2 separate regions of the Homo sapiens genome follow, and region 2 is linked to region 1. A link is an interaction called in ENCODE POLR2A ChIA-PET data of the cell type or tissue named here. Cell type or tissue: MCF 10A. All regions are shown on one strand. Each heading gives the region's core, and the rest is flanking DNA. Links, peaks and the distances in the headings are about the cores only.

The links. Peaks named below come from ENCODE experiments on the same cell type or tissue, not always from the same donor. Only the 100,000 strongest peaks of a DNase experiment are listed, where the experiment ranks them.
Region 2: POLR2A ChIA-PET joins it to region 1 with 5 read pairs; 1 of 35 experiments calls an interaction of 5 or more read pairs at or near these places.

The regions. Positions count from the first base shown.
Region 1 is chr4:149,338,386-149,353,921 of GRCh38, forward strand. IQCM (IQ motif containing M) reads right to left here. Exons shown (of 14, transcript NM_001363507.2): 14 at 13,324-13,681. The coding sequence ends at 13,566. Among named protein-coding and RNA genes, the nearest start is that of LINC02355, 190 kb to the left of the region's middle. RefSeq lists an enhancer at 2,559-3,758. In MCF 10A, for the core only: no CTCF peak of the experiment used is centred there; DNase peaks (open chromatin) are centred at 6,226 and 7,236.
Region 2 is chr4:149,728,931-149,744,466 of GRCh38, forward strand. It overlaps IQCM (IQ motif containing M), which reads right to left. Exons shown (of 14, transcript NM_001363507.2): 3 at 13,725-13,809; 4 at 6,446-6,528; 5 at 4,314-4,578. The coding sequence starts at 13,761. Among named protein-coding and RNA genes, the nearest start is that of IQCM, 79 kb to the right of the region's middle. In MCF 10A, for the core only: no CTCF peak of the experiment used is centred there; a DNase peak (open chromatin) is centred at 7,081.

The DNA of each region.
Region 1 (15,536 bases), core at 4,909-8,908:
TGATGGTAGTTTGTATTTCTGTGAGATCAGTGGTGATATCCCGTTTATCATTTTTTATTGCATCTATTTGATTCTTCTCTCTTTTCTTCTTTATTAGTCTGGCTAGCGGTCCATCTGTTCTGTTAATCAAAAAACCAGCTCCTGGATTCATTGATTTTTTGAAGGGTTTTTGGTGTCTCTACCTCCTTCAGTTCTGCATTGATCTTAGTTATTTCTTGTCTTCTGCTAGCCTTTGAAATTTTTTGCCTTGCTTCCATAGTTCTTTTAGTTGTGATGTTAAAGTGTCGATTTTAGATCTTTCCTGCTTTCTCTAATAGGCCTTTAGTGCTATAAATGTCCCTCTAAACACTGCTTTAGCTATGTCCCAGAGATTCTTATGTTGTGTCTTTGTTCTCATTCATTTCAAAAATTTATTTATTTCTGTCTTAATTTTGTAATTTAGACAGTAGATATTCAGGAGCAGGTTGATAAGTTTCCATGTAGTTGTGCAGTTTTGAGTGAGTTTCTTAATCCTCAGTTCTAATTTGATTGCACTGTGGTCTAGGACTGTTTGTTTAGATCTCCATGCTTGTGCATTTTCTGAGGAGTGTTTTACTTCCAATTATGTGGTCAATTTTAGAATAAGTGCGATGTGGTGCTGAAAAGAATGTATATTCTGTTGATTTGGGGTGGCAAATTCTGTAGATGTCTATTAGGTCCGCTTGGTCCAGAGCTGAGTTCAAGTCCTGAATATACTTGTTAATTTTCTGTCTCATTGATCTATTATTGACAATGGGGTGTCAAAGTCTCCCAATATTATTGTGTAAGAGTCTAAGTCTCTTTGTAGGTCTCTAACAACTTGCTTTCTGAATCTGGGTGCATATACATTTAGGATAGTTAGCTCTTCTTGTTGAATTGATCCCTTTACCATTATGCAATGCCCTTCTTTGTCTCTTTTGATCTTTGTTGGTTTAAAGTCTGTTTTATCAGAGACTAGGATTGCAACCCCTGCTTTTTTTTTTTTTTCTTTCCATTTGCTTGGTAAATCTTCCTCCATCTCTTTATTTTGAACCTATGTGTGTCTTTGCACATGAGATGGGTCTCCTGAATACAGCACCACTGATGGGTCTTGACTCATCATCCAATTTGCCAGTCTGTGTCTTTTAATTGGGGCATTTAGCCCTTTACATTTAAGGTTAATATTGTTATGTGTGAATTTTATCCTGTCATGTTGATGCTAACTGGTTATTTTGTCCCTTAGTTGATGCAGTTTCTTTATAGTGTCGATGGTCTTTACAATTTGGTATGTTTTTGCAGTGACTGGTCCCAGTTGTTCCTTTCCATGTTTAGTGCTTCCTTCAGGAGCTCTTGTAAGGCAGGCCTGGTGGTGACAAAATCTCTCAGCATTTGCTTGTCTGTAAAGGATTTTATTTCTCCTTTGCTTATGAAGCTTAGTTTGGCTGGATATGAGATTCTGGGTTGAAAATTCTTTTAACAATGTTGAATATTGGTCCCCACTCTCTTCTGGCTTGTAGAGTTTCTCCTGAGAGATCCACTTAGTTAGTCAGATGGGCTTCCCCTTTGTGGGTAACCTGACCTTTCTCTCTGGCTGCCCTTAACATTTTTTCCTTCATTTCAACCTTGGTGAATCTGACGATTATGTGTCTTGGGGTTACTCTTCTCAGGGAGCAGCTTTGTGGTGTTCTCTGTATTTCCTGAATCTGAATGTTGCCCTGTCTTGCTAGGTTGGCGAAGTTCTCCTGGATAACATCCTGAGGAGTGTTCCATTCTTGGTTCCATTCTCCCCGTCACTTTCAGGTACACCAATCAAATGTAGATTTGGTCTTTTCACATAGTCCCATATTTCTTGTAGGTTTGTTCATTTCTTTTCATTCTTTTTTCCCTAATCTTGCCTTCTTGCTTTATTTCATTACGTTGATCTTCAATCTCTGATATCCTTTCTTCCACTTGATCAATTTGGCTATTGATACTTGTATATGCTCCACGAAGTTCTTGTGCTGTTTTTCAGCTCCGTCAGGTCATTTATGCTCTTCTCTAAACTGGTTATTCTAGTTAGCAATTCGTCTAACCTTTTTTCAAGGTTCTTAGCTTCCTTGCATTGGGTTAGAACATGATCCTTTAGCTTGGAGAAGTTTTTTATTACCCACCTTCTGAAGCCTATTTCTGTCCATTCATCAAACTCATTCTCTGTCCAGTTTTGTTCCCTTGCTAGTGAGGAGTTGTGATCCTTTGTAGGAGAAGAGGCATTCTGATTTTTGGAATTTTTAGCTTTTTATGCTGATTTCTCCCCATCTTCGTGGATTTATCTACCTTTGGTCTTTGAAGTCAGTGACCTTCGGATGGGGCCTCTGAGTGGACGTCCTTTTTGTTGATGTTGATACTATTCCTTTCTGTTTGTTAGTTTTCCTTCTAACAGGCCCCTCTGCTGCAGGTCTGCTGGAGTTTGCTGGAGGTCCACTCCAGACCCTGTTTGCCTGGGTATCATCAGTGGAGGCTGAAGACCAGCAAAGATTGCTGCCTTTTCCTTCCTCTGGAAGCTTTGTCCCAGATGCCAGCCAGAGGTCTCCTGTATGAGGTGTCTTTCGGCCCCTACTGGGAGGTGTCTCCCAGTCAGAATACACCGGGGTCAGGGACCCACTTGAGGAGGCAGTCTGACCCATATTAGAACTCGAACACTGTGCTGGGAGATCTGCTGCTCTCTTCAGAGCTGTCTGACAGGGATGTTTAAGTCTGCTGAAGCTGCACCCACAGCCGCCCCTTCCCCCAGGTGCTCTGTCCCAGGGAGCTGGAGGTTTTATCTGTAAGTTCCTGACTGGGACTCCTGCCTTTCTCTCAGAGATGCCCTGCCCAGAGAGGAGGAATCTAGAGAGGTAGTCTGGCAGCAGCAGCCTTGCTGAGCTGTGGTGAGCTCCACCCAGTTTGAACTTCCTGGTGGCTTTGTTTACACTGTGAGGGTAAAACCACCTACTCAAGCCTCACAATGGCGGACACCCTTCCCTTCACCAAGCTCGAGTGTCCCAGGTCGACCTCAGACTGCTGTGCTGGCAGTAAGAATTTCAAGCCAGTGGATGTTAGCTTGCTGAGCTCCATGGGAGTGGGACCTGCCGAGCCAGACCACTTGGCTCCCTGGCTTCAGCCCCCTTTCCAGGGGAGTAAATGGTTCTCTTTCACTGGCATTCCAGGTGCCAGTGGGGTATGAAAAAAACTCTTGCAGCTAGCTAATTGTCTGCCCAAATGGCTGCCCAGTTTTGTGCTTGAAACCCAGTGCCCTGGTGGCATATGTACTGGAGGGAGTCTCCTGGTCTGCGAGTTGCGAAGACCATTGGAAAAACGCAGTGTCTGAGCCAGAGTCCACCATTCCTCATGGCACAGGCCCTCACGGCTTCCCTTGGCTAGGGTAGGGAAATCCCCTGACTCCTTGGGTTTCCCAGGTGAGGTGATGCCCACCCTGCTTCGGCTCACCCTCTGTGGGCTGCACCCACTGTCCATCCAGTCCCAATGAGATGAACCATGTACCTCAGCTGGAAATGCAGAAATCACCCACCTTCTGCATTGATCTCACTGGGAGCTGCAGACTGGAGCTGTTCCTATTCGGCCATCTTGCCAGCAAAACCTCAAGTTTGTTTTTAACATGTTCTCCAGGTTAAGCAATAGCTGTTATGTGTTAACTATTTTTGGCAGAAAGACACTACACAAATCAGATTACATTAACATAATCAGATCCTATTTAGAGAACAATAATAGATTAAGATACTTCTAATAATACTAATAATTTTCATATATTTCATGAAATTAAAGTTTTTAGGAATTTTATTCTCTTAAAAGTGACATATTTGACACGTTAATGAACACTTGTAAATTTAGTTTAAAAGTTTAACATAGAAAATCAAATTTTTGTTTTTGCAGTGGTAATAGTATAAATTTTGTGAAGAATGGTGTTTTGGTAAAAACAATGTCTTTATAAAATCAAGAAATCTTTAGGGCAGAAATATTCCTAAAATTGGTTGTAGTGCATACATAATTCCTAATTGCATACAAACAAGCTGTAATGTTCTATAACTTGAAATAGAAGCTGGAGTTGTTAAATTTCAAACCCACATACACATATTTGTAAACAGAGTTAGAATAACTACTACAAAGTTGAGGGCATGAAGATGAGATTGAAAATGCAGCAATACTTCAGCATGGCAATAAGCATTTTCTCTCTTTCTTGCCCATCATCAATCTGAAAAATATTTCAGAAATATCTTTCCTTTAAAGAACTATTGTGTAATTCAACTGAAGAGTCCTACAATGATATTGAACCTTTCATGAGTCCTTTAGATTTGGGGTTCATTTTCTTTCAGAATCAATATAAAACCCTTAATAAAAATATATGATAAACATCATTGCTAAAAGATTCCATCTTTTAAATATTTTATTAAATCACAATTCTTGGAAACAGAAAGACACTGACATTTATCCCCATAAAAGCAATAGAAGAAGTGAGCAAATGAAACAATAGTAGTTTTAACGGCATGTAAGCTGTAATTCTGAAATTCTGTAATTTCACATTGAAGTATGTTGACTGGTAGAAGCACTATGTTATTGGAGTTCTAATATTTAATTGGACAAATTATGTTCTGGATGCAATGCAACTGACAGTGCCAATGATTTTGCAGGACCTGAAGTTGGTAAAACATTCAACAAATTATACATATATATATATATATATATATATATATATATATATATATATATATATATATTTGATATACTTTTTTCATGCAAAAATATTTGTTGAAGAATATACCTTAACAGGACACCAAAAGTGAATATCTCTGAAAACATTTGGGGTGAAATATATATATATATATCAACACACACAAAATATTTACAGTTAAGAATATCTTCACTTAGCAGAATTTGCTCTGAACTTACTGCACATATAAAAATTTTTTTTTTGGCTTCTTGGCTAAAAATAATATAATCTAAAGAAAAGATTTAATTAAAGGTGTCACAATTTTAAAATTGTTAGCCATCAAATGCAACTTAGAATAATACTGTACATAATTTTATGAAAAAAATGAAAATGAGACCATATCTGGGAAACATACCAATGACATTGTATTAAAGGGCTACAGGTAAGTAATTCATGAAATTATGCGATTTAAAAATGGGAATTTATACTGTCAAGGCTCAGAATGTGATATCTCAAAATACAGCACATTGACAGAAGTCACAGAAGCAAGAAGTTCACTCTGACCTTCCCTCACCTTTCTGTGTGAAGCCTGGCCATAAAGGAATTCTCTGACCTACCTCTCCTGAAAGTCAGTCAAAAGGTTATCATTCTAGAGGGTTGCTGCCCTGTACCAGGGGAGGGGAGTGCTACAAAGCAAGGCCAAGGAGGATCTGAACAAACAGGCCTTGCTGAGTTCTCCCCAGGTTATTGTCATGATTAGATCATAGCCCCCTTTGTCTAATCATGCTTCCTCATGACTATCCACTTCTTTCCTCAGACTAACAATAAAAATGCAGTTTTCCCTGGGTCTTTGGATCTTCATTTCTGAAGGCTTCCATGTCACATAAAACTTTGATTACATGACTGTGTTATGCTTTCCTCCTGTTAATCTTTCTTTTGTTATAGGGGTGTATGCCATAAACCTTGTGATGAGTGGGGAAAACATATCCCCTTTTCTCCCTTATAATACCAAAAATAATTATTCTGTTTATATAATTGTTAATGTTTAAATATTCAATGAAAACATCTTTCTATATTACATTAAGGCCTATAGATGTATGTTATTTAAAAAAATTGTATTTTTGTAATGTTTTTGGATGTGACTGACTATTGTACAGGTTCACCAATATAATAAAACTAGTTTGTTGAAAAATAAATACATAATTTTAGTTCCTTTTGGTTCTCCTTTTACACTCACAATGATCTCAATTTAGATGATATATTTTTGATTAGTCTTTTTATGACCTGTTACTATCTATATATTTTCTAGAAATTGCTGTAGGATAAAAAAAACTAAAGCCTTTTGCTTCTTGATAATACCCTTGCTAGTCTACTCTGCTTTGTAAACTAGTCTAGTTTAAATGATCTTAGTTCAATAAGAATTTCTAGAAAGCTTGCACTAGTGTTAGGCATGTGGATAATCATTGTTCTCAGGAATTGTTCTTTTGTTTTTCTGGTGAGTTAAAAATTTTGACGTTTGTCTGCAACATGTTGCTTTTTTTCCTGTGTTCCTATGGGACCTAGTCATCTGTATGACTCACAGAAGAACTAAAGAGATAAACATGCATGTGCTAAAAAAAAAAAAAAAAAAAAAAAGTAATGCTTCTGAAGCAAAGTGAGACCAGCGCAAGTAAGAAGTGCAACATAGCTTTAATAACAAAAATAAATGGTGCAGACAAATTCACGCTGGCAGAAGGGAAATGAAAGCACTGAAGATGACTTAGTTTTCTGGGAAAACTTTGAAGGTGGCTCTAGGACTGGTTGCCTAGAAAGATAAGCTAAAGTTTCAGCAGACAAGGAGAAAATAAATGGGAGGGAAGGGTTGATGGTATGAACTAAGTCAGGAATATGGCTTTTTTGGGGTGGTAAGCAGTTTGGTCAATAAGGTGGAGATACGTTGTAAGCAGCATAGGATATAAGCATGAAGATTTGAACTTCAGCTAAGGGTCTAGACAGTTATAATTGAGAGATTATAGAACAGATTTGAGTAGGAGGGCCATACAATGCTAGATGAATTGAAGAATGGGGATATTTATATCTGAGACAATTCTGAGACATATCAAGTAGTCTAGACTTAGAAGGACCTGGACTAGCAGAATGAATGCTGGAATGAAAAAAAAAGGGACAAATCCAGAAATATTTTGAAAAAAGAGTTGAGAAGAATTGGTAAATTATTTTCTAAAAGAAGCATGAGGTTTTTTAAAAAATGTAATTCTTTGTGGCTGTTTAATGCAGAGATTCTGTGCTAGCTAGCCTGGGATCTAAAATTAAACAAGTATTTTCCCTACATAAAACCTGAAATAATATAATGTATTGATGTAATCATGTAGTTACAAGATGCATACTAGGAGGGAAGCTCACTTAAAAAAAGTCATAACAAACACACAAAATAAAATGTATAGATAGGGAGGCTTTTATAATTCTATAATATTAGTAGTCAATCCATATGACATGAAGATTACCAGGATGCCCCTGAAATGGGTTGCACAAGATGTGAGATGTCTAAAGCTCTCATCATTAGTCATACACGATGAGTTGACAGGCCTTGTTAAAATGCAAACAAGGTGATACATGAAGCCATGAGGATTCATTAGCATCTTGAACCAACTTAATTGATCAAATTATCTAACCTATTCTAAAGCACAAGGAAAAGGGAGATGCAAGCAAGAACACCAGAGAGATTTTTCTGTGTATGGGAAGGGAAATTATTGAAGAAGTCAGAAAGAGGCATTCATCACATGGGTTGTGTGTAGTTTCTTTGTGTTGTTGCCCAGTTTGGGCTTGCATTGTAGATCCTTCTTCCTTCTAGTTAACTAATACACACTCACTTTGTCTTCTGGGAAGGTATATAAAATAGGATAAAGAAGATTGAATTGGGAATCAGAAGTCAATGCCAATTCTAGCTCAGGCACTAAATTGCTGAATGACTTTACTTACCCTCTTCATCTCAGCTTTTACTTTTGTAAAATGAGGGCCTTAGACTAGATAAGTAATACCTACTCCAGCTACTCCATTCTATAAGATAGTTACTCACATTTTTATCCTCACAGTCTTTTTTTGTTATTGGTATTTTTCTTTTAGTACAGGAGAATTTTATTTTTAAAAAACACTTTTATCAAGAAAATCACCTATTTGAGATCAAAAAGCTGGTGATGTTTTAAAGATGCATGTTTTCAGGCTCTTTTACAGATTAGCCGTGTTTCTTGGTTTACAGTGAAAATCTATAGAACCTACACATGCATAAGACAACATCAGTTTTCATTATAATCATATTTCACACATTACAAAGTCCCGATATTTCTTCTGTTAGTCATATAATTACATGAGAGACGTTTCTTCCAGAATAACTACATTATCATTGAAATTGTACTAAATTTACTACTAAATTTACAAATATTTTAGTCTTTAATATACATGTTGTCAAAATTCAGAGAGATTAAATTGATAAATATCTTCCTATTGCATCTTTTCATTTTTGTGAATTATAAGCAACTGTCAAGCCTCTGGAGTTTTATAAAATTATCATCCTGCTGGAGAATGTCGTGAACCCGGGAGACGGAGCTTGCAGTGAGCCAAGATCGCACCACTGCACTCCAGCCTGGATGACAGAGCAAGACTCCGTCTCAAAAATAAATAAATAAATAAATAATCATGCTGCTATCAAATATAAAGTTACATTTCTGATACCTCTGCCTTTTCTTGTATAGAGAATCACTTATAGGAATACTATTTAGGATATCAAATATTCTTGCCAGTAAGATGAAGCTGCAGTAATATGCAGAGGAAAAGTGGAACTAGGATTGCTTGGAACAATGTGACATACCAGGATATCTGATATCTGGCATATGCTTATGGAGTACCTCAAAAGTCTTCATTTTGAAAACTGCACCTTAACTTTTAAATATATTTTTATTAGTAGAGCCTTTATTGACTAGCATTATTTAATAATAAGGGAGGAAAAGATGAAGTGAGGAAAGGAAGGAAAGGAGGGAGGGAGGGAGGGAGGGAGGGAGGAAGGAAGGAAGGAAGGAAGGAAGGAAGGAAGGAAGGAAAGATAACTCATGAGTCAGGATTCTCAGAGAAGACAGGGTAACACTAGCTGTATTAATCAGAAAGATATTTACTAAGACACATAGACAACTCAAAATTGTTGCGATTGCAGAAGAAACAGATTGCAAGAGGTGTTCCATGAATACTCCTTGTATTACCCCATAACTCACTTGCCAAAATCAGGAAACTGAATCAGAAAGCCACCCCACAGCTGCTGACTTCAGAACCTGGCCCCATACCAGGCGGTATACCAGTAGGATGAATGCTCTGTGCTTGCCCTTTATCCCTACATAACCAAGCTCTAAAGCAAAGTTTTCTGTGGGGGTGAGGAAGGCTGAATAGTGTTTGGTGTAATATTATCATTATTACATTGAAAATACGTGTTCTACAATGTGGAAAATTAGCAAAATATGCAGACTTCTCCAAAAAAATCAGGAGACACGCAAATTTAAAAATATCTAATATGAAATCTGTTTAACAATCCCAAATCTTGGAAGTTTAAGGGTTTATTCCAGAAAGATCTTGCAATCTTGAAGACAGCAGATTTAAACTAGCACATTTGTTCAAAACTGTTAGCAAATCTATTTAGAATTTTGTTTCTTTAAGGTTTCTCTTTTTCCTTCCCCTGACTTGTTTCCAAGTCATAAAAGAGAGGGAAGAGAGAGAATTTTTAATTGTTCAACCTATTAGAATAAAGTTAAGAATTACTTCTGAGGTGTAAGACAGTCATACCTTATCACAGTTTTATTGGCCTTTCTTTTCTTGATTATTTACATAGAAAAATCTGGAGACAATATCATTTTGTGTCCCTCTCCACTGTTTTGGAAGTATTTGTTTCTGATAGCCTATTTCCTAAACCGAAAATTGTTGTTGTTGTTGTTATTTTCATTAAGAAAAATTATTCTTATCAGCATATTACTGAAAATTATTTACTTTACATAATTTGTACTTGAGTAACAAAAAACAAAAATAAACAAAAATAAAACCCAGAGTTCTTCATTCCAGAAGGAAAAGTATCTATCAATACTTTTTTAAAAAATATATGTTTTCTTTACATTGATGCTAGCTGTTTTCAGGATTCCTGATGAATTGTGCAAGGGAATTATTATCAAAATCTTGAAGAAACTAGGAAGAAACTAGAAGAAACTAGGAAAGGCTGGATTGTTTGGATATTTTTATAATAAAAATTTTAAACCAGATTTATGACAATCTAAGTGAAGCTATTTGAAATATTTCTTGTTTCCTAAAATAATGAGGAATTAAACTCATTTTCTTTGGCAGAAATTGGCACACTCTCTTCTTTGATACAAAGCTAGACCACATTTCCTAGACTTCTATAATTTAGAGGGAACCAGCTAACAAGTTCTCCCCTCTAGAATGTGAGTAGAAGTGATAAGTTCCAAGTTCAGATTGAAGTGGTTAAGAAAGTCAGCTTTCTCCACAATCTCTCTTTTTTGTCTATTGCCTGAGTGCAAAGGCTGCAGTGCTGGCCCTGAAGAATGGAACGGAGGCCAGACGCGGTGGCTCACGCCTGTATCCCAGCACTTTGGGAAGCCAAGGGAGGCGGATCACCTGAGGTCGCGAGTTCGAGACCAGCCTGACCAACATGGAGAAACCCCATCTCTATTAAAAATACAAAATTAACCGGGTGTGGTGGTGCATGCCTGTAATCCCAGCTACTCGGGAGGCTGAGGCAGGAGAATCGCTTGAACATGGGAGGTGGAGGTTGCAGTGAGCCGAGATCACACCATTGAACTCCAGCCTGGGCAATAAGAGTGAAACTCCGTTTGAAAACAAAAAAATGGAACAGAGTCCCTGCCTATTCACACTGGAATGTAAAGTGAGCAATGGGATTATTAGGATTGCCGTTTAACACTTTTAACCTACCCTGACTGATGTACATCTGTGAACATACTGTGCTTTGGGAGAAAGTAGTCAATATAAAAATGTGATCTACATATTCAAGCTGCTTCATATTGGTGCAAAAGTATACTGCCAACTCAAAAGCATTTTACAAATATATTATTATTAATTAAACAATAAAAATATTAATAGTTACACAGAATTCCGTGTTTCAATTGTGTTTGTGCTTGGGATGGAAGTTGGGGAAAGGAATGAATAGGAAAGAAAAATCCTCTTAAATTTGAATATTGTGAGAAGTCCATGTTATAGGACCAGAGAAGTTGGGCTTTCAACTATTCTAATAGTTGCACTGATTAAAAAAATTATAGATACATAAGAAGATGTAATACACAAGTCATAAACAATTTAAGAGATGTAACAAACCTGAATCTTGACCTTGCATTGTTTCTGTTTTTTTCCTTAATGCACTTTTATTTAATTTGGCTTAGCTATTTTAAAGATCATATTACTGCAGTCAGAAGCAGTGTTTTAGAATTCAGCTGGGTCACAGGAACTTTCTCACCACTCCATTCTAATTTGCAGTTTTGCTATAATAAAAGCCCTAAATATATTGCTACTGTCTAGATGTTTTATCTGAAACAAGTGTCCTTTGTAGTCTCAGAGGACTCTTCTATTTTATTTCCAGTAAATCAAAGTCTGTGAAGAGCTTCAGTTTTTATTAAGACATACCCTTCACAGTCCAGTGATTGCCAACTGTGGCAAGCCATTGACAGTTCATTTACATATAAGTGATGACTTCCATCAGGTAGTTGGCTCAAAAACACAATGGACATTTAGAGCATATCCAATATTTCTTGTTCTTTGATGAGCACCAAGTGCCAATTTTTATATAGAAACTGACTACTGAAAAGTGAAGGCTTCTTTTCCATGACCTTACACTGTCTTCTACAGCTCTAGAGTGAAATATTGTCACTGAACTTAATGTAGGATCACACCTCTAAAAGACATTCAGTAGCCTTACTTCAACTTGCTAAAAATCAAGGAGTCAAATGTAGAAAACCTGAAACAAGAACAATCACATTTTATTAAATGAAAAGTGAACTTCCACATCCTGTCCCAAACTGTCATAATCAGAACAACTTTTATATTTGTATAAAGTAATTGTGATATTATTAATTTTCTCTTATAAATATATTTACTACTTGGAATAGTGATTACACAACACTCATTAAGAAATCTTATATTTAAGTTTGTAAGTGCCTTTCATTTTAACTCCATGATTTTGCTCCTAATGTTTTTGGAATAGCAGTGGTTGAAATGTAGGCAAATTTTTATCCTAATTATGTTTTAAAAAAGGAGCAGGCTGATGACTTGTAATCATGCTTATATTCAACTTGCATAATTTTTCCCTTTTTTAAAAAGTTGCGCATTTTCTATTTTTTCAGTATGTAAACAAAAAATACTTTTACCTTTAAAATAAAATTCAATTATCAGTAAGGAGAATATGCATAATTAAATTTCACAGGTAAGCCAAATTCCACATTTTAGCTTTAGCTAGTAATCACTTCCTTGCCCTGCTCAAAGGTTTTTTTGTTACAATTTTCTGGTTAGCGCTTCATCATGATTTTTAGTCCACCTTGAGTTTGGTTTTGGTGAGGCCTGACTTAACATGATTCTTGTAATTGGCTTTTCTAAAGATTTAATAACTTCCATAGATATTCTTATAGTAAACTCAATTGCATAAAAATAACCTGAGAGTTTTTTGTTTGTTTTAAAATCAAAGAGACTATTACAGAAGTAATGGATGCAGAATAAAAGCTGTGAAACAATGGGACACTTGTCATGTAGTTCCCAGCTCTTTTCATATCTAGCCTCTATGCTATGTATAGACTCTATTCCTTCGATTATGGTTCCTCACTTGTTTCTCTAATTCCATTCAAAATAGAGGGATGGATAGATGGATGGATAAAATTAAATTAAAGATTCTTAAGAAAACTTTGCTTCAAATTCTTTCAGCATTGGGGCTGGGTGCGGTGGCTCACATCTGTAATCCCAGCACTTTGGGAGGCTGAGGAAGGCGGATCATTTGAGGTCAGGAGTTCGAAACCAGCCTGGCCAACATGGTGAGACCCTGTCTCTACTAAAAATACAAAAATTAGCTGGGTGTGGTGGCATGCACCTGTAGTCCTGACTACTTGGGAGACTGAGGCAGGAGAATTGCTTGAACCCTGGAGGCGGAGGCTGCAGTGAGCTGAGATTGCACCACTGCACTCTAGCCTGGGTGACAGAGCCAGACTGCATCTCAAAAAAAAAAAAAAAAATTATTTCAGTGCTAAGGCAAATCAACTCAGGAATACTCAGGAATACTGTATATTGCTTCTCACCTTTTTACTTCAGAATGAGCAATGAGTAGGGAAAAATAATACCATGACTCTACCAAAAATTAACACAGTTTAAAACAACCATTTCCAAAAACTTTACATAATAAAGGACATTATGGAAAACAAAGAAATTTTTTGACATATATGATTTCAATGAAACATCACACTGTTACCTTTTTAAAGAACAAAAAAGGTGAATCCAACAGTATTGTATACCAGATTCATGAGTTTTAGAAATAAGAATTTTAAAGTTTCTTTATGGTTGTTATTGGTAATGGAACAACATAAATTATAGTCTAATGAAAGGAGTACTTGACACTCTGCAGGTTTACTTCATTATGATAAAAGAGATGTTTTTTATGAAGGAGATCAAATGAATGGTGTTCATCCAAAAATACTAGAAATTATAGATAAACTTGTCAAAGTTCTTTCTATATTCAAAGATTTTTATCCTTTCTTCCTACTCATACAGAATTGATCCACCTCCAGTGTTAACTTGTCTCTTTGGGTAGAGAAGTTTAACTATTACAGGTAATAATATGTTGGAAACATCATTCAACTTTACATGACTTATAATGTTGTCTCATTTTCCTTTCTCTTATGGATCGGGCCACCAACTTTCCAACAACCCGGATGTTAGCTCGTTTGAGTGCTGGATGTCCATTTACTATAATACAAAACATACAGTCACATTAATATATTTTCAATTAATATGATAGTAATGTACCATGGTTTTGAAATTCTATAAGTTACAGGAAACTAATTATGGTTGTGTTAGAACATGCAAAAGACTGGACTTGGGCTCATTTCCTTCGGGTGTAGTGTGTTACCTTATATATCATGCCAAGAGACTCAAAGTTACTGTTAGACCAAAGCATTGAGGGAAGGGATGGGTGAAACTGGGTTCCACTAATATACAGAATATAGTCAGCCCTCTGTATCTGTGGGTTCCCTGGTAATGGATTCAAGGAACTGCAGATAAAAACTATTCAGAAAAAGAAATTTCACAAAGTTCTGAAAGGTAAAACTTGAATTTGCTACACAAGTACTATGTTGAATCCACATGAATGAAGAGGTGTGTAGCTACTGTATTAGGTATTACGTGTAAACTAGAGATGATTTAAAGTATATGGGAAGATGGGTATACATTATATGCAAATACTACCCCATTTTATATAAAGGACTTAAGCATCTGTGGATTCTCATATTCGAGGGAGATTCTGGAACCAATTTCCTACCAGCACTGAGGGAAAATCGTATTTGAAATAAATTAGATGCAACACGTTTGCTTTTAAGACAAACAGTATTGACTTTTTTTACATTAAAGTGTAATCAGTTCTGATAATGATATTTAAATTAACATAAACCACTATTCATATAGATTGGTTGTATAGATCCATCTTTATGTATAAAATGACTTTGCAATTAATAAATAAAAGGTATAGATTTACTGTGGCCACCATTATACAAAGAAATAATTTATAGATAGGGTAGTATATCTTTGCTGTTTAGGTCCTATAGTTGTTATTAAACAAAAACATAACCAGCTGCCAAAATCCAGTTAAAATTATAAGAAGAATAATCAACATGGCTAAAAGGAAATTAATGACTTGAGGTGTTATAAGAAACAAGGCATTGTTTCTGGGTTAATGTATCTCCATATTGTTATTTGACAAAGAGCAAGGCCTTATAACAACAAGATTAAATTGGGCCACTTTAAAAAAGGACCTGAATAGGCATTTTTCCAAAAAAGATTTAAAAATGGACAACAGGTATATGAAAATGCACTCAACATCATTAATCATCAGGGAATGCAAATCAAAACCACAATGAGATATCACCTCGGACCCCTTAGGATGGCTATTATCAAAAAGTCTAGATAACAAATGTTAGCAAGAGTGCGGATAAAAGGAAACACTTATACACTATTGGTGGGAATTTAGATTGGTGTAACCATTCTAGAAAACAGTATGGAGTTTCCTAAAGTAATTAAAAATAGAACTACCCTAAGATCCAGCAATCCCTCTTCTGGGCATATACCCAAAGGAAATGAAATCACCACCTTGTAAAGATTATCTACACGTGCACATTCACTGCAGCATTATTCACAGTAGCCAAGATATGGAAACAACCTTAATATATTTCATTGGACAAATAGATTAAAGAACTGTAGCATATATATACAATGGAATATTATTCAGCCTTAAGAAGAAGGAAATCCTGCCATTTGCCACAACATGAGTGAACTTGAAAGACATTAAGTGAAATAAGCCAGATACAGAAAGAAAAAATATTGCATGATTTCACTTACATGTGGAATCTGAAAAAAAGAGTCAAATATACAGACATAGAGAATCAAATTGGTTACTAGAGGTGGAGGATGGAGAGGAAATGGGGGAAAGTAGCTCAGGGATCACAAAGTAGCAGATGTTTAAGATGAACAGGTCTAGAGACCTAATGCTCAACCTGAGGACCACAGGCAATACAATTGTACCGTATTTGGGATTCCCACTAAAGATTTC
Region 2 (15,536 bases), core at 4,865-8,864, 390 kb after region 1:
TTACGGTCCAGTAATATGAGACCCAAGTACAGAAGATATCTCCATCTTCCCCAAAGCATATAGCATACAGTAATAGAGCAGGTATAGGATAACCTCAGTAAAAACTCCATTAGTGAAAGGGAAGAAAGTAAACATAATAGTCACCAGTCCAAAGATGTTATAGAATTCTATTGGAAAGTCACTGAGAAGGCCCCCTAACCTGGAGGTGGGGAAGTTCCTTGAATAGACAATGATTTTGTCCTGGGACGCGCTCTCTTCATTTTTTCAGTGGCCTCTTGATCTACTCTCTGAGAAGCCTTTTACTTGCTCCTTGGACACATCTTGCTATTACCCTCCTTGGAGGTTGTACGGCTTGTGTCAACCACTTCCTGATAAATCTAGGTTATCTTACTTTTTGAACATTCAATTACATCAAGGTTTATGGTTTCTCTGGAAATGAAATTCTCTAAAAAAATCTGTTAGGCTTTTTAATCTATTTGCTTCCAGTTAATTCTGCCTGACAATAACCACACTCAAAGTCTTTTTTTGTTGTTTTTTTTTTTGTTGTTTTTTTTACCTTTTTTGAAATGGAGTCTCACTCTGTTGCCAGGCTGGAGTGCAGTGGCACGATCTCAGCTCACTGCAACCTCCGCTTCCCAGGTTCAAGCGATTCTCCTGCCTCAGCCTCCCAAATAGCTAGGATTACAGGAGCGTATCACCATGCCCAGCTAATTTTTATATTTTTAGCAGAGACAGGGTTTCACCATGCTGGCCAGGATGCAGTCATTTTTTTTAATATATGGTTCTAAAATCTCCTTTGCATCTTTGTTTCCTTTACCCCTTGGATTAGTCTCTCAATAATGACTGCCATGAGGGTATCTGAGATAACGGGCTGTGTGGTAAAAGATGTACTTTTAATATGCTTTTTGCTGCAATGTTAAGTATTAGTAGATATTTGCTCAAAACCAAGACCCTAAGTACCTAGTATCTCTCTATGCCCATTCATTTCTAATTGTAGACTAGCCAGGACTTTTCTCAGTTTATCTCATGTTTATAATAATTCCCAAAGCAAGCCAGAAACCAGCAATATGTCTTAATAATGAATTTCCCAACTTCTTTACCTGAAGCTACAAAGCTCAGTAGGTACATGGTCTAGATTCCAACTTATTGGTGGTGGCAGTTTTTACCATTATATAAGATGCATCTCCAACCTTCTAATTTGCTATACCTGGCTTCATGCTGCCACTTAGTGTAAACCACTAACCCACTACCACAGCTCTTCCCTGTGTCTTATGCTTTACTTTATTGTTGACCAAGTTTAAATAACTCTACCTTTCTAATGTGTGTAAAATCTCTCCCAACACTATCCCCAGTGTTACTACCTTCATTTAAGTTGTCTTTCCCCGTGTGAATTACTATCTCCTTATTGGTCTCTATGCATCTAAAATCCATCATACCCCATCTCTACAGCCAGTAAACATGCTAAAATGCAAATATTATCACTGCAACTTCTCTTTAAAACATTTAAATTGTTCTCATAACTTTTAGGTTAAAATTCAGTGTTGTTCAGTATCTAGTCTGTTATCTGTAATCACTCCCCAATCCTCATGTTCTAGTCATGTAAAATCATTTTAATTCTGTCAAAAACATCATAATCACTTTCTCAGAGATCCACTGTCAGGTAGATGCTAGGCCCTCTAGCTAGATAGAATTTTCTTTCTCTTTTGAGTTAACACTTATTTATCTTTCAAAATTTACCAAAGACTTTAAATTTCCTGAGAATCTATTCCTGACACCTAAATCTGAATCAGATATCCTCCTATTCACTTTAAAGCAGTAGAGTTACTTTCTATTACAGTATGAGTCATACTATAATTGTCTATTTATTGTCCTTCAATGCCACTGCAAAAACTATATACATCAAATTTGAATTTCTTGAAGGGAAGCAGCATATCTTTTGTCTCTCATACCTCACATGTTAAATTAAACAAATGTTAGGTGAAGAAATGCATGAGCCCCACAATTTCAGTACGGTAGTGATCCCTCACATCTATCTTCAATCTTCACGTACCTCTCAAGTGCTAGGTCTCCTTTTCCAACTTCCTAATGGCTATCTCCACATGTGTGTCTACTTAACAGGTCTAAAACTGAATTCGTTATTTTCCCCCATCCCTTTCCCCACTTGTCCAAAATCTGCTCCTCCCCTTATTATGCTTCAAATGTTTGTATGTCTCCAATATTCATGTTGGAACCTAAGATCCAATGTGATAGTATTAAGAGATAGGACCTTTGAGGAAGTGATTAAGTTATGAGGGCTTCACCCTCATAAAGGAAATTAATGTCCTAATAAGAGAGGTTTCAGAGAGCTGCTAGCCCTTTTCCCTTCCATCCCTTCCACCATGTGAAGACACAGCTTTTGTCCCATCGAGAGGACAGAGCATTCAAGGTGCCATCTTGGAAGCAGAGACTGGACCCTCACAAAACCACATGCTAGTTAGTACCTTGATCTTGGATTTCCCGCTTCCATAACTATGAGAAATAAATTTAGTCTGTTTATAAATTATTCAGGCATTTTGTTATAGCAGCAAGAACAGACTGAGATAGTCTCTAAATTTCTACCCCATCCTAAGGATTTTTGTCCAGTTTCTCAGTCTAGAAGCCTCAATATCTTATCATCTTCATTTTCATTACACATCAGTTGATTTTTCAAAAACCAGTTAATTCATCCTAAAATAATCCACTAATTCTGAATTTATCAAAATGTATTAAAAAGAACACTAGTCTCAAGGACATTAACTGGTATAATGTGGAAAAAAAATGGGGGTTCTTTGGCCAAATGAACTGGGGGTAGCAAGGTTAAAAACAGTAAACAGATTTCTTTTCTGCAGTATTTCCTAGACCTTTCAATATATTGATAATCAATACGAATCTCCAATAAGGAATATAACGTGTATTTTATTTAAATGTTTCTAACCAAAGAACCCTTTGTCAGGTCACTGAATCACTCAGGACTAACATTCTGAAGAGCATGCTTTGAGAAATGCTGATGGAACAGCCCTCCTCCACACTTTATGCTTCCCTACTGCCCTAATTTAGGCCCTGTCATCTCTCACCTGGACAGCCTCCTCACTTAGCTCTCTGTCATCACTCTCTCTACAGTTTCTGCTGCCAGTTTTATTTTTCTAACAGAAAGATCTGATTATACCTCACCTCTTCCCCCACCTACAGCTTTGAAATCATCATGTCTTTCCATTAAACATAAGTTCAAATTCTAGGTCTACTATTATATTCCCTTCAAACTCTAGCCCACCCATCTTCCAAAATTTATTTCCTACCACATCTCTCCCTTCCCAAAATATATCATATTCTTACATCCTTCAGAGCTTTAATACATTTTGTTCCTGCGACTCAGAATGGCATCTTCTGTTTCCATCCTACTTCTCCTGAAAACCCAGTTCTAAAGAGATCTCTTCTGATAAATTTTCAGGAGAAATCTCTTCTGGCCTTTGGTTGGTTGCTCCTCAGTGTTTCCATAATGCTTCACACTCACCCTCTTACAGCAACTGTTACACTGTATAGTAAGAAATTACCCTGTGTTTATCCTCACCATTACTCTCTGAGCCTTTTAATTGCTGTTTCTCCAGCTCTTAACTTAGTGCCTGGCACAGAGCAGTCATTCTTTGTTGAATAGGAAAAATACAAATGAGTGTATGAATAAATAAACATCTTTAGAAATAACGTAAGAGGAAAAAAATAAGATGAGGCTGTGAAAGCTATACTAGAAATGTATTATAAGCAGTCATGTATTCAAGCCATTATTTTCAGGAAAACAATATCACTTTGCTTAAAGCGATCTCTAATTTACACCTACCATGTTACTGATAGAGGATAAACCTTTACAATTTCTTTTAAGGGAAAACTCTATAGCTTCCAAAAATCTTTTTAGTGTTTTGAGGAAACACGCTCACGAGTAAGTTGCCTATCCTATTGATCCTGCTCAAAAACAGAATTCAGGGCTATCGTCCATGGCTGCTTTAGCATCTGTGAAATAAACAGTCTCTGAGGATTTTCACTAGGAAGAAGATCACTTCTGGAAGACATGGCTAACAAGTTTTGTTCCCCTAAATTTCTCTTTCCCTTTAGAATGGGTTCATCTCAATTTCTGGTGGTGCCCAGAGATTAGCAGCTCTAATAATCAGGCCTCCCTACCTTTCATTGTTAAGATTTAAAGTTCAGGGAATTATTTGAAAAAGAAAATTCCATTACAGGCACATAAGAAACAAATAGTTTTGTCCGTGAGTTTGCTGAATTTCTTCACTCCACCAAAAACTTACCTTTTGTAATTAGATCTATGGGCCTGCATCTTTCTCTTCTACTAAAAATGTGTGGTTCCTTGAAGGAGATTCGTTGTGGGGGTTCCTGAAGATGCTCGCTTTTGGAAAGCTCCTTGGGAAAGCAAATCCTTCTGAGTGCGGCCCGATGTTCTTGCACCACATCACGTGTTACCTTTTTGTCAATCTCCAAAGGTATGTATTTGCCAGATTTCGGTTTTTGGTGTTTCTTTCTAAAAACATTTATAGAAGTACCTTGAACTTTATTCTATGAATAAAACAAAAATAGATTTTGGCAAAATTTAATTTTAGTATGCATTATTTAATAAAGTTATATATTTTATTAATAAGTTCATGAAATTGCACCTCTAGTACATACATTTTACAAAGTACCTTGCTATATAAGACATTTACTCTAATGTAAATTACAAATGACAGTAACCAGCTAAATCAGATGTTATTCTATGTCACTCTCTAAAAGTCCTTCACAAGCATAAGGATTATATTCCCCTTTGAAAGAAATGTAAATTTTAAAATAGCAACTTTCTCCCCAAAGTGATATTTTTAATTACAGGTTTCAAGTCTACTGTAAAATAGGAGTTTTTCAAATAGACATGTAAGAATTAAATTATTTTCAACCATCTTTGAAGAACTTTCAGATGTCCATAAAATGCTAACATCCCCCAAATCTCTTCCTTTGCTGAACCAGAAATAACTGAACATACATGGAGGTAACCTCTCAAAAAGAGCATACTGGTAATACAACATACATTTCATATCCTTTAATCATAATTGCTTCTTTATTTTGACCACCTTGAACAACAGAGAAATAATACAGCTCCAGGTCTCTGACAGGTAATTATCCAAATAGCATAACTGTTCTACACACAGAGAGAGCTATAGTTCTTCCCTATTCCCCCAACAACACACACACACCCAAAAAAAAGGTTTAGAAAAATTCAAATTGTTGCTGACTCAAAAGGTCAATAAGGAGGTTTTAGTGTGCTAGTATTACATTTTTCCAGGCAACCGAAGATGGAACATTGGACTGTTATTATTAGATAAAAATTTAAACAGGTCAAGTTTCTAAGGCACATCTGTCTAACTCTGAAGACCGTGAAACATTCATCCCATGTTCCCACCAGTGAAATTAATATAATTGAAAATCATTTTAAATTGGTTAGAGGAAAAATTAGTTAAGCAATGCGTACAATGTTGATTACATGATTAAAAGTATGTATGGCCAGTCTTGGCATAAAGGACCATTCAAAAGAAACATAAGTAAAAATTAGAATCCTCCTCCCCATCTGCAAGAAATATTGAAAAATATTTAAAAGCTTACTTAAAATTTTGTTTAAAAAAATTTTTAAGTATTTAGCAGGGGACTAGGATCATTTGACACACAGTAAACCATCCGAAGTTACCCTCCCCTCACCTGTCTTCCCAAAGGCCCAACGGTCACAATAGTTGCCCCTTCCCCAAATTTGCTACCTCCTCTATAGATGCTCTCCTCCAAAATGTCACCCTGTGCTGACCCTCCTCTGTCTCTTTGTTATCCCTTTCCCTTTCACTCCTTCTTCTCACTTTCGAAATATATGCCATTCAGCAAATATTTATTGAGCCAGGAACAATCATTATTGCTAGAGATACAGCATTCAAAAAATATTCTATGCCCTCAAGGATCTATCAGACCAGCAAACGGACAATTTTAATGCAAAAAGATACATGGAATATAATGTATCATGCTAAGGTAATCATGCTAAGGGTATAGAAGAGACTCATCTCACAATTTATTTTCTAGTTTAGCTTCGACTAAACAGCATTTAAAGGGATATTTATGTGACATGATAAATCCAATTATTTATGTTAAAATTCTTCAAAAAAAATTTAAATTGTATTAAATGTACAAATTAAACACATTTGTATAATTAAAATTCATACAACTAAAAAATCTTATTTTAAAATGTCATTTGAAATCAATTTTTATAGCTAGTGAGCATTTCATTTTTCTCTTCAATTCTATTCTCTTTTCTATTTATTCTATCATATCTTAGGGTTTATGCAATCCTTTGGGAGAATCCTTGTAGTATGCAAAAATTTTAAAATGTAACATTAGATAAATGCAAAGGACTAACCTCATTTATTTTCTCATAATGTTGGGCAATGAGAGTTTTTGCTTCTTGAAAAAAGTCTTGCTTGGTGATCTCTAATGTAGGACCTAATATACAAACAGAGAAACATTTTTTAAGCAGTTAATGTGAAAGTAAATTTTACAAGTTGACATTATAAAAGGAAGCAAAAGAAATACAATGATCTCTTAACATAATATTTTGCTTTTAAGAAGAAATATAAGGTTGTAATGGTCAGGTGATAAGATAGGTTATCCTAAGTTACTTCAGTCCAGAAAAAACAAAGAAAATATACAAAACAGAAACATCCTTCAGTTCTGAAAGTCCTTTAAATGTTACTGTATAGAAGATATAACAACATGTTTTGGGCACAAAAGTTATTAACAAGTCTGTGTTTTCCATACTTGATGACTAATGTATGAAGCTGTACATTTCCTCAAGAGTATTTACCTTCCAACTTGTTGATAAAATTATAACTGTAAAATAAAATACCTCAATAAATTTATTAAATAGAAGCAGCACTGAAATTCAAAAACACATGTCTATGGATTTTTCTAAGTTTCTTAATTTCTTTCGACTTTTTTTTTTTTTTTTGTGAGACAGAGTCTCCCTCTGTTGCCCAATCTGGAGTACAGTTGCACAATTCTGGCTCTGTGCAACCTCTGCTTTCCAGGCTCAAGCAATCCTCCCACCTCAGCCTTCTGAGTATCTGGGATTACAGGCGTGCACCACCACATCCAGCTAATTTTTGTACTTATTGTAGAGATGGGGTTTCACCATGCTGCCCAGGCTGGTCTCGAACTCCAGGGCTCAAGCAATCTACCTGCCTTGGCCTCCCAAAGTGCTGGGATTACAGGTGTGACCGAAAGCACCCAGCCTAAGTTTCTTAATTTCTTTTAACCAGGGTTATGTATACAATTCTACAGCATGTAGACTACATCATTCTCATTCAGCCTTGTCTAAGTTTTCCTCTTTACATATTTTCTTTATTATTAGCTGATTGTGTGCTTGCTTCAGCAGCACAAATACTAAAAATGGAATTGTATCAGTGGATCCTGACACTTATAAGTGTTTCTTGGCTTCCTCCTCTTAACTCAAACTCAGCAAAATTTAAATATATTACCTATTCAAAGTCTGGCCAGTGGGCTCTCTGTTTTTATAACTCTATCTCTATTAGTACTCTTACTATGAAGGTTTTCTCTACTCTTCACCCACTCAAATTTTAAGCAATTAAAAACTCAATCTTCATGTGAATCAAAACTATAATGAGATACCACTACACTCACCAAAACGGCTAAAATTGAAAAGACTGATAACACCAAGTGTTGATGAGGCTGTAGAGCTACTGGAACCCTCAAGTATTGCTGGTGGAAATGTAAAATAGCATAATCAGTTTGGAAAAGGTATGGCAATCTCTTTTAAAGCTAAATATACACCCATCCTACAACCCAGCAATTCCAATCCTAGGTATTTACCAGAGAGAATGAAAATGTATGTTTACAAAAGATTTGTACAAAAATGTTTACAGTAGCTTTACTCATAATAATTCTAAATTGAAAACAGCCCAGATATGTAACAACAGAAGAGTTTGTAAACTGTGGTTATATGTGTACAATAAACTACTACTTAGCAATAAAAAGAGGTACTGACATGTACACCACTACGGATAAATTTCAAAAATATTATGCCAAGTTAAAGCAGACTTACACAAAAAAGCACATGCTATATGGTTCCACTTATACAAAGTTCTAGAACAGGTAAAACTAATCTATGGTGGAAAAAACAAAACAGTTATTATTCTGTGGGAAGGTATGATGGATTAACTGAGAAGAGACATGAAGGAAATTTCTGGAGTGATGGGAATGTTCTGTATTTTGATAGGAATTTGGATTATACAGGCATATATTATCATTAGTGTACTCAATGTACACCTAAGATTTGTGCATTTCATTGTATGTACATTTTACATCAAAAGAAGAAAAACTATAAAGAAATAATTAATTCTAACTAATGATATGCATGTTGATTGATGGATGGGTATGTGACAAATCAAGTACAGTAAAATATTAATGGTAAGAACTTGGTAGTAAGTATATGGGCATTGATTCGAAATTCTTTCAAGTTTGCTGTGTGTTTGAAAATTTCATAATAAATTATTGAAGGCCACACTCTCTCTTTATTCTTGCACAAAATATCTCCTTGCTTTTCACCACGTAGACTCACAGGCCACAGGTAGCTGTTACCTTAGGGTAATGAGGTCCTGAGGAATGGAGCCCGGTTCACATTAATTTTCCAATTCAAGCCAAAAGAAGCACTGTCCTCACACGGAAAGGGCAAGAGTTCTGGAATTAAAACTGTTTCATCAAATTTCAACCAAAATCCAATTTTGCTTTGAGGAGGCCTCTAGCCAGAGCATTTACTTCATGGAGGAAAGCCAGCAAGCTATTCCTAGGTGTGACTTCACAACCTGCCCTCCTTTTCCTTCTCTCATGACAGTCCTTTCCTCTTTTAATTCCCTTTTTCTGACTAATCAAATATCCCTTACAATTACTTTAATTACAATCACTTATAATTACAACATTGTCATGTGCATGACACATGACAAGCAATATAATTTATTAATATATTAAGTCACTGGTTTTTTGTTGTTGTTCAAAATGTAGCTTTGTGGAAACCATCATGTCTTATTTCAGACAAGACCTTAGAGATGTTCTAGTCTTCATTTATAGGCAAATTCTGAGAAGCAGAGACCTGACAGCCTGCTGAAGTCACACAGCAGTGCTGCGGCTCTGCACAGGCACTGTGCTCCTGAGTTCCTTGCTGCTCTTTTCTACAAATGTACTGCTTTTCCCAGTGCCATGTACACCTCATGAGTACTGGAAATTCCTCTGAAACTTGGCTGGTCACACTGGTGAGATACGCACGTTTCCCTGACACTTGCATTTTAAGCCAGCAATCCTGCCCCTTGTTGTCATTTAATGTGCTGATGCAGCTGTTTCGACTTCCCCCTTTGTAACTAGAATTAGCTTTCGACAGAGGAGTTAAATTCCCAAAGTAGCATTTTCTTCCTTGCTGGGCTCTTTGTTGATTAGTCCCTGATTTCCCCTGTCCACAAGTGCCACCCATCACCTGTGGACCGTGGAGAAACTATATGCGCTCTAGTAGCGCTAATGGCCTTGCTGGGGCCAGAAAGCAGATCTTGACATATCAAGGTATTGTCACAGCATACCCTTACAGTCAGGCCATGAGATTACTGAGCAGAACAAGGCCTGAGACTGTTCATAAAGGAGCAGAGAAAGGCAGCCAAGGTCAGAAAGCAGCAATTTCACATAGATCCTGAAATGGCTCCAATGAAGTCATGTGGACATTGACTTCCAGCTGGCAGTCCTGAGCCCTTGTTGTCATTTGAGGCACTGAGGTAGCTGTTCTGATTTTCTACCATCACTAAAAAGTGGCCCTTGAACAAGAGTGAAATTCACAAGATAGCACAAGATAACTCATACCTCAATGCCTTAGAAAAGACAATGCTAGCATCATTTATTTTTATAATTTCCAAGGACATGTATCTATCCCACAAATGAGTCTAAAAATTACAAGAAATCAAACAACATTTTTATTAAAGCTCCATCTAGTCAATAATCTTTGAGGCTTCTCTTTTCTTTGTTCATAATGGGGTAAGAATATAAGCTTGCATCTTTTACACATTCAAGTGCACTTCACCTATTATTTTGCGGAAGTTGCCAAGGTCTGTTCCTTCTTTATTATGAAAACTATACTTATAACTTAATTTGTAAATACATATTGATAGTATATAGAATGATTTTTAAGAGCTCTTATTCCTGAGTCACACTATTTTGTGCTTGAATTCCAGTTTGCTCATGAACCTTATTGTCTTAAGCCTTATTTTTCTTATTTGTAAACAGAGGATAATAATAATATATGTCACAGAGATTTGTCTGAAGATTAACTTAAACACTGTTACAAAACAGCACAGCACCTAACATATAAGCTTTCAATAAATGTGAGAAATTGTATTATTTTTGAGATTATTGCATTACCATCATTGGGCTAAACTTTTCCCCAACAGTGTTTATATAATTTTTTTTTTTTTTTTAGTCAACCCTCATTTCTTCAGAATCACAAAGATAACTTCCTAATGCAGTTTGGGTAAATTGTCTTATTAAAATTCCTTTTTATCCAAAACTAACTAATATGTTTGCAGTTAATAAAATATTTTCATACATAGGATTCTTCATGTTATTAAAGTTCCCAAAAGCAATAGTAAGTCATTACAAGTAATAATAAATGTTTTGCAATAAAGTTCATGAAGAGGTTGAAATGGTCATATTAAACTCATCTAAGACATGAGTGCAAATACTAACATTCCTATAGGAAAAAAAATATGAGTAGCTCTAATCCCAAATATTTCACTAGCCTAAAACATTTTCACACATTTATCTTTTAAAAAAAAACCTCATTTTTCATATATCATCAGCTTAACACAATTGTGATGACGGTTCATAAAACCAGATTTCTCTACTACTTTAGAGGTTCTACATAGTTGCTCCAGTGAGCCTCTGAAGTGAAGATACAAAAAGAAAATCTAGTTATGGAAACTATGACAGAGAATAAGCCATCTCTTAATTAGAATTGTTGAGTAAGTATTTTCTGTATCCGAAAAGACCCAGGGGCTTAAAAACATTTGCTTTTCATAACGATAATAAAAACAACTGGCCATACTCAGAGGGTTTACATCCTTCCCATTAATAGGCTACATTCTTCAGAGAGGCTTCACAAAATTTTAGTTAAAAGATAATCTTAAGCAAAGATGTGTGGCCACATGGCTAAGGCCAACCCTGTGTATGTAATCAGAGTAAATGCCTGACAGGTGTAACAAAAGCCCCACCTCAGACACAATGGGAGTCAGTTTAGCACACATTTTTTAAGTACCTACTAAGTGCTAGATGCTGTTTTGATGCTAAATGTGCTAAAATAAGTAAGACTAGCTATTTCTGTCTTCCAAGTGCTTAAGAGTCTAGTGCTAGAAAAAATGTGTAAATAAATGCCTTGACAGTCAGTTAAGATAGGCACTGTGATAGAAGCCAACATAAACCACCAACACCCCCTACCGCTAGCGCACTAATGTATGAATTTCCCTTTAAAAAGATAAAGCTTTACACTGTATTATTGAAAATAATATTGAAAACAGAAATACTCCAAGAGAAATAAGTGAATGGAAGCCAGGCTAAGGCAGTGGTTTTAAATATGTGCTTCATTAATTTCATGTGCCTTGGGGGTGCTTCCTTCTTTCAATCAGAGGCTCAGATCTTATCTGTTTTACATATTTGAGCTCTTCCTAAGTTTTATTTTGCAGAATTTCTTTGCTGAAAAGTAAACATACAACAGCTAAGCAAAAAACAAATAAAGGTCTGAATAACAGTGCCTCTGTGGAAAGAACCTGCTTGTAAACAGGTTCAGATGGAGAGAAGGATTAGAGTGCCAAGAAGTGGAGAGAAGCTGTAGAGGGGAGAAGCTGAAGAGGAGAGAAGCTGGAATTAAGGCCATCAGTTCTAGGGTAAAGAGTTATGGAGCTGGAAAGTAAATAGAAGCTCTTTGGACAAAAACTTCAAATACAATAATTTATATTAATTTCATTACATGTAAGTGAAGAAAACATAAATTATTTCTAATTTATTCCTAAAAAGAGTTAAAGAACCAAATGAAACCCAAATTTCAAGTGGCATCTGGTTATCATCTCCTAAAACACATATTCAACATTTTTTTCCGTAATACATTCTGCATTAAGACTCAACTCTTCAGTTCTAAATTAAAGGCACTCTGTTGAGTTGTCTCTTACTGACTTACTTTCCCCCTCCCTTATTCTCTGGTCTTCTTTAACAAAGTATCCTGCCTTATTTGCACCAAGAAATGCTAATAAGTTTCATATATACCTCAGACATATCTTACAGGGTACTGCCCAAAAATCTTTCTATGTTAATATTTCTCAGACAGTGGTCAGGTTACTAAGGAGATGTAGGGAAATGCCAGGCTCATAGCATCAAGGTCATGTGGGCATGACCTAAAGCAAAATGGAACTAGAGAATATTCCTCCTCCACTTCCTGGATCTTCCACCCTTTCTGACCTTCCCATCTTTAAAAGTGTTCTGTGTTATCCACATAAAAAGAGAGTTAAAGTGATCATCACAGAGCTCTATTGGCAGCCCTGGGCAGATGCTTGCTGGCCTGTATCATACACTGTCAGGGGTAACAGGAGCCAAGAGGAAGTAGCAGAACAGTAATAACCTCAGCTCTATGTGCGGCACTATATGTTAGGATTGCTTGTATTTGCTGCCAAGTCTAGATTAACTCTAAAAGAAATATAATGTGTAATTAATAATAATGTATGGTATACCTGAAAGTTGCTGAGAGAAATCTTAAGTAGTCTCATCACACCAGAAAAAAAGCTAACTATGTGAAGTAATGGATATTATAATTAGCTCGATAGAGGTAATAATTTTACAATGTGTATACATGTTAACACGCACATTGCACACCTTTATATTTAATTTTTATTTGTGAATTGTACCTCAATAAAGCTAGAAGATTATACAGTGTGAACTGAATATGTAATTTACATGTAATTTAAATTTTTCTGGTAGACATACTAAAAAAGGTGAAATTAATTTGTGTAACATAATTTTTATAGAATATTTTATTTAAATAAAATACATCTAAATATTACCACTTCAACATTAATCAATATTTAAAATGAATTAGATATTTTACATTCTTTTTTGTTCTATCTTCGAAACTCTATATGTATTTTGTTTGTACTTACATACATCACAACTCACATGCTAAATTTTTATCAGAACTACTTAATCTGTATTTACATTTTATAAAATCATCACTTGAAAAAATAGATTTATATGCCCAAATTTGTTCCAAACATGCTTAAAGGTTTTCCAATAACTGAATTATCAGTTTTTAAGTTTAAATTAAAATTCATTAAATTTAAATTAAATATTCAGTTCCTTAGTTTCACCAGCCACATTTCAAGGACTGAATAGCCCACATGTGACAAGTGGATACCATATGGGACAGCACAATAAGTTAAAAAGATCTCTCAAAAGTTGGTTATTTTTAAATAAAGGGAATGGAATAAATCCTTTCAAGATGTGCCAATAAGTGTAGTGCTCTGAGGGTCACTAATTAATAGAAAAGAGTGGTTAAAACAGTTGGAGTGTTATGACTTGTACTATGTTAGGTAAGCACAGATACTCACATTTTGCTTTTTCAGGCATAGCCTCTTCAGTAGTCATGAGGGGCAGTTAGAATGATCTTCTTTTTTAAAGTGTGAGCTCCAAGTCCTTAAACACAGTTACATTAAGTAATTCAGTGATGATAAATATTTATTTTTAGCTATTTCTTTTGCTCACTCATAGGTAAATAGGGTGAATGATTAAAACTTTTTATATGTCATTTCTGTGCTCTATAACCTTCAATGCCTTCCCCTCCAAAACACAGTAACAATAGCTAGCATTGGGTAGGGCTCTGCAGTTTATCGAGTACTCATATACACATTGCCTTACTGGGTCTAGGCAACCTGATAAGAACTATTATTATGAATATTTGGCAGATGTGGAAATTGGAGCTTAGAGAAGTAAAATAGCTTGTCAAGGTAAGAAGCTATGTAGTGGCATGTGCAAAACTCAAAAGATGTTTGGGCTCAAGACCCTATGCAGGTCTCTCCGATTTCCTACTACTTTCTACTACTTGCTTTCTTACTACTTTCAACTAATATCCAGTTAATACCTGGCACATACCTTATACACTCCTGCCTTCAGCTTAGGTTTATGCCAGCCTTCCACTCAGAATGCCTTGACCTCTCATCTATATTTATTTATATCCTACCTGCCCTCAAAGCCTAGGTTCAAATCCTACCTCTTCCATGACCACCCAGCCTCTTTTCCTGTGATCTGTTCCTCTCTTAAATACAGTAGTTATGTTGTCCATGCCTCTCCCTAGAAACTTAACATAAGCTGTCTGTGTAAGGGGCTAAAAACACAGAGTGATCGATATATACTATATATCTATATTCCCAATTTTAGTCCTATACATTCCCAGTTAGACTCCAAATGCCTTGAAAACAAAACTATACTTTATACCAGTAGTTCTCAATGCTGGATGAATATCAGAATCACCTAAGGAGTTTTTAAATATATGTCTAGAGTGGGACCTAGGCATCTGGCATTTTTGAAAGTTTCCCAGAATATTTAAATGTTCAGTTAGAGGAATGAAGTCTGCCTTGTGCCTCATCCTTCATGGTTCCCAGCTCAGTGCATTGCATTCTAGAGGTGCTCAACAAAGGGCTGATTAATGGGTTCATTAGCTGAGCCCTTCTACATTTGACATTATCATTACTTCAAAAGCATTATCCAAAATGCATCAAATGTTACCTCTATATCCAAGGAGTCAGTTACACCAGTGCATACTACTACATGCTCAAATGGCTTTACAATTAGAAATGGGAATATTAAATGCTTTAGCAGAGTTCCATGGAGACCCTTGTTCTAAGATTCTATGTATAATTGTTCAGTTGGCAGACTCGACTAACAAACTATGAGTTCAGAATTCAAAACCTATTAAATAATTTGGTAATTATTTCAGTAAATCTGTAAGCCAGCTTTGCCCTATGAAAGTCAGGACCCTGTAGCCTCATGCTCTTAGATAAAAGGCTACAACACTTTTCCTCAGCTTCTACCCAGAGCGGGGAAAATACCATTGCAGGTACAGTTTTAAAATAGCAAATCTGGAACATCCAAAAATGATTAATTCTCAAATTGTCAGCATCATCTCATGGGCTAGAGCACAGAACATGTACCTTGTCTGCCTAGTTCTGCAAATGAACTGGGATAAATTAAAATACTGCATCTCCCTCAGCAATTAACAATCAGAACTCATCTTCTGGCCTGGTTTAACTACACTGTCTTCTTTAAGTATAAGAAGGAAATAAAAATGTTTTGTGCTCCATCATTTTCTTGTTTTAATTTCCACAGAAATGGACTCTTCTCTGGGTCTGTTGGCTCCTCCACCT